2 separate regions of the Homo sapiens genome follow, and region 1 is linked to region 2. The links are chromatin loops, found by intact Hi-C in ENCODE. Cell type or tissue: PC-3. All regions are shown on one strand.

Region 1 (2,500 bases), 1.2 Mb before region 2:
AAAATGAGAAGCAAGTTGTTTGGAGCCCACTTCAGGGGTCTAATACTCACATTGCCTGTGGCCATGCCACCCTGAGTGTGCCTAGTCGCATCTAATCTCAGCACAATCACTTGGTAACTTGGTGTCCATAAAAATATCCTGCATTTTAAAAACTATGGTAGAGTATTCTTGATTCTAAATTAAAAACCAAGCTTAACTATTGCAACCAACCAATTTCCTTATCAATTGCCCAACTGTAAAAATGATGCTATCAATAGCTTTAGCAAACATGTATACTGCTTCTGGTCATATTGTATATTTTTTAAAAAATATTCTTTGACTTAAAGCCTATTACTTTCTTCTATGCCTGTTTAATTTTTGCCATTGTCTAGGTCTATAAGGTCTTCGTGACTTCCATAACAAATGCAATTAATCTGTATGCCTTTTAATTAGAATTACATGTATGGGGTCTATTTATTCTGTGACTTCAAACTTTCTTCTATAGGATAGTTAATATATAAAGTACATTAGGGATTCACAATTACCGTTTAAAACTCATTATTGACAGTGCTTAGCAGCAATACCATAATGTTATAAACACATCTATATGTTTCTTTTACTATCTTGCTTTGTGCAGTTGTCTCCCAAAACAAATTCTCCAAATTTAACAAGGAAAATTACATTGCTAATTAGATTTAGGAAACAGCCCGGAAACTAATGAAAAAATAAACTTAGAAATACGGGACAATTAATTCAAAATTATCCATGAAATCTTTACTGCTGCCATGTAAGGTACATTTTCAATTTATTTTTTATAACGCTTGTAAAACAGTGCTTTAAGTAATATATAAGAGCATGAAGAATAACTAGTGGAAGAAAGCACAGAACGAAATTCTTGCCTATGTGGAAAGAGTCTCTTCATTTTCTTGAATATTTTAGATAAATATTACTTATATAATTTTAAGATTTCTTTTACAGTATTGGATGGAACCCCCTATTTAAGTCAGTTTGAAATAAGTGATACCATAATTTGACAGTAGATGGCACTATTGTTATTCTCTAACAATGTGCTGAGTCAGAGTGGGCTCAGCTCAAAAGACGCACATTTTTTCTTTTAAAGCAGGACTACCATCCAAGAATCAATCTTGGAAGTCACTATTCATTGGAAATGACACCAAGGTTTTATTCTTTCGCCACTCTTTCATTTAAAAGAACAAAATTTCCTTCACACCTCTACTGTTAATTGCTCTCTTGTGGTTGTCTAAAATTCTTCGATGTGTAATTTGATTTTAAATATTGTATTGCTTTTGCTGGCACAACAGAACAACATTTTACATAAATGATGCTAAGAAAAATCTATCTCTTCATGGTAAAGATACTAAAACTCTTTACTCACCTTTGATATTTCTTATCCCTCTTTAATAGTATTGCATGTATAACGTAACGGTGATCATGAAAGTTAGAGTCAACTTAATTTTTATGGGGAAGATTATCTGTGTTTACATTTTCTTGCAAATTGTTGAAATTACCTCCCTCAGCTCTTTTTGTCAATCCCAAATCCATTTACTGCTACTTTTTATCCTAAAAAAAGCAAAACAATAATAGCAACAACAACAAAAATTTAGTTCTTTACTTTTCCCTGCAATGAATGGGCTGTTTGTATTGTCCAGCTTAATACCAAGTCAGCCATTAGTGACTAATGGATTAGCAGCTTGAAAAGGTGGATATTATTGACAGGCACAAATGGATTTCTAAGCATTTCTCTAAAACTACTTGCTATTGTTCCTTTCACGGGAGCAATTAGGCATGTCAATCTTCTTTTGCAATTTTTGTTTTTGTTCCAATCAAAAAAATAGGGTTTGCAATTCTAGGATTTTCATTTTGCTTCAATCTTGGGGATCTAGTCTGCCTTTCAAGGATTTTCATAGTTGATTAATGGTGTGAAATAATGCATTGATAGAGGAATTATTTGGAAGCAATTCTAGGGTGATTATCTGTTTTTGTTTTATTTGCTATTGTGCTTTCCTTTAACTCAAAAAAGTGAAAGATAATTATTATATTTGATCTTGTGTACATGTTTGTGATTTTCTTCAACATACTAGGAGTGTCTTTTATCTGTTACAAAGACATTTTTAGTCCAAGTAATTTGGGCATAAAGGGTACACTCTATGATTCCTCTATACATTATATTTAATCCACTACTAGAGCCAAGAAAAAGCCAAATTTAAATAAGTGATTTGAAAATTTTGTATTTAAACTGAAATGGTATAAACAAAGGTGGAACATGTTTACAGGAAGATTAAAAGAGTTCCGACATTGCATTTTGTCTAGGTGCCTGGCATCAGTCAACTCTACTATTCTATAGGTATTGCTATTCTTTGTATTTATGGTTGGTATTAGCGGCAAAATAGCTTGCAGCTGGTGCTGAATGCCTCAGCCTTATTATTAGAGCTATTGAGATAAAATTATCTCTACTTTCTATTTCAAATTGGTTCAAGTCTATCAAGTTCAAGGCTTTGAC
Region 2 (2,500 bases):
AGTCCCATGATAGTTTGTTACTGGACTTCCTTAATAAAAATATTAATTAAAATTGGATCCCTGATTTGTTTTCACTTTGAGGAAATGAGCCACTAAAAAATATATGATACAAAAATTATGCAAATACCCTGTGCTGTATTTAGCCATCTTATGTAAAAAAAATTTAATTTATCAAAATTTGAATTCTAAGCTAGAGTAAAAACTCTCAAGTCATTTTGAAATGGAAGTATTTATTTCCACTTCAGCTTCAAAAAAATTTGTTGAGTTCATGAGTATCACAATTTTTAAAGCAGGAATGTATATTGAGTTGTAAGTAATGATTAGCATAATTATTATAAATAAGTTTAAAGAAGAATACAAATGTTTTCCATAAATTTTGAAAGCTATGCCTTTTAAAACTTTCTAACATATAATTTATTTGAAAAAGAAAGTTGCCTTGCATAGTTGCTTTCAATCTCATCTCCTCGAAATGCTTTATTAATCACAAATATAAAAGAATAGTAGGATGTTTGATGAAATCTGCATATAAAGGAGGTAGACCATTAGGCTCTATGTCCCAATTAGAAAATTTTATAACCTAATTATTGATGTGTCTTAATTTTGACTCAACTTATTTCTTATACCTACAGGAGCTACTGCATATTTAATAACTGACCCCTAACACAGAATGATAATTGAAAAAAATAGAATGCTTCATTGCTTATAAACTGTGAACACTTGAAATAAAACTTTGATTCATTCTCTCTCTCTCTCCTCTCTGTCTCCCTCAGGTCGAGTTTTAGCTCAGGCAAGTGGCAATGGTGTTATCCATTTGCTAGATCTTAAATCTGGGGAGATTCACAAATTGATGGGCCACGAAAACGAGGCACACACGGTTGTGTTTTCTCACGACGGGGAGATTCTCTTTTCTGGAGGCTCTGACGGCACAGTTCGAACGTGGTCTTGACCGTCAGCACATCCCGCTGCAGAGGGCATTCCCTTTAAGGCTTGAAAATGCCTCCTGTAGTCCCAAACCAGCAAAGAACTGGTTAAATGTGCCAGCAGGTAACATTTACAGTCTGCTTTAAAACATGCTTTGGACATATATTTTAGTGCTCATACTGTTACTAATAAAAAAATAACTTTATGCTCACCCATTTGTGTCAGGGTCTTTTTTCTCTCTCATTTTGATAAGAATTTAGAGACACGGCATCTTTGCTAGGGGTTTTGAAAGAAACAGCTTTACAATGACGCCTAATGACAGACTAGATGAATTACAGGAGATTGATTTTTAATGTTAGAGAACAAACTGCAGGAAAACCTGGCTACTTTAAAAAAAAAAAAAAAAAATCAGATCCAAGCTGCAGGAAGACCTGAAGTTTAATCATGCAGCACCAGGGAAGTCTTTCTGCCACCAAAGGGTCAAATAGAATCGACAAGCATACGTTTTCACAGATTGTTTGACAATGATTATGCTTTATCTATTAATAATAATTGGGGACTGCAGATGGCTTAAATCTAAATGCAAGCCTCTTCTGGAACTTTCATCTCTGCAGCCCATCCAAGAACGCGTTAGGTATACAATTTTATACAAAAAAAATTAATTGCAATTTCAATGCAAATAAATATCTCGCACGTAGAATGTCTTTACCCCTCCTAATGCGCGCATCCGCTGTATAAAGTGCGACTGCTTGGAGAGCACTCTAGCCTCGTCTAAAGCAGCTCTGGGATTTCGACAGAGCTGGGCTCAGAAGCCAGTTGTTGGCGCTGTCCGTGGTGCTGAGGAATTCCCGGCTGCCGGCAGAATGAGCTCCAAATCAGCAATCTGCAAACTGCTCTTACTGATGCAGAAACCCAGCTAAAGTTGCTCCTTTCCTTCACATCCACAGTTAGTATTTTCCGGTGTGTAAGAGGGGATTCAAGCAACACACTGTGGACGATGGTGATGGTATTGCCAGCGGAGTGGGCTTTAAGCTACAGCATGCTGTTGCTGTTTGTGATCCTCAGAGCCTAGCCAAATCACCTCTACTGCCGTAGCAAACACTGTGTAAGTGAACTCATGTGTGGAGGAGGCGTAATCAGCCGGGAAATTTCATAGAAGGATCTAAGAAAATGCTAAAAATAAGTTCAACATGATTCTGCTACTGGGGTCTGGATTTCTACAGGACCAGCTTTGCTTCTTGCTTTGAATTCTGAAGACAGGTCCAAAGCAAATTTCTTATATGTGTCTGCTGTGTTTCTTTCTGGAAGGGCGGGAGACTGCTTCTTTACTGTGTTTTGAAATGGGAGGTAGAGAGAATGGATTGCCTTTAATTCATGCCTAAAAAATGTATTCTTTGGGTAATTAAAGAGGAACTGCTTTCTTAAAACATACCTGACCTTTTAGTTCATTTTGGGCTGTGACCCCTACCACCACCATTAACCTCCAGAGTGATTAGGTAAGTGTATCTTATGACATGAATTATGTTTGTTTTCTCAAAGAAATAGATGCAGTCATTTTAAATCATCTGTAGCAATATGG

Evidence for each region. Hi-C counts contacts between places; a loop is a spot of excess contacts. Peaks named below come from ENCODE experiments on the same cell type or tissue, not always from the same donor. Only the 100,000 strongest peaks of a DNase experiment are listed, where the experiment ranks them.
Region 1: a loop joins it to region 2, with 3 times the contacts of the local background. A loop is called at or near these places in 5 of 110 quality-filtered maps.

Annotation. Positions count from the first base shown.
Region 1 is chr2:213,250,711-213,253,210 of GRCh38, forward strand. No RefSeq gene overlaps it. Among named protein-coding and RNA genes, the nearest start is that of SPAG16-DT, 32 kb to the right of the region's middle. RefSeq lists an enhancer at 917-966. In PC-3, a CTCF peak has its summit at 1,036 (motif pointing right); a DNase peak (open chromatin) is centred at 1,051; H3K4me3 peaks cover 510 bases.
Region 2 is chr2:214,409,370-214,411,869 of GRCh38, forward strand. SPAG16 (sperm associated antigen 16) reads left to right here. Exons shown (of 16, transcript NM_024532.5): 16 at 771-1,132. The coding sequence ends at 946. It overlaps VWC2L (von Willebrand factor C domain containing 2 like), which reads left to right and starts at 1,685. Exons shown (of 4, transcript NM_001080500.4): 1 at 1,685-2,417. In PC-3, a CTCF peak has its summit at 1,241; a DNase peak (open chromatin) is centred at 1,732.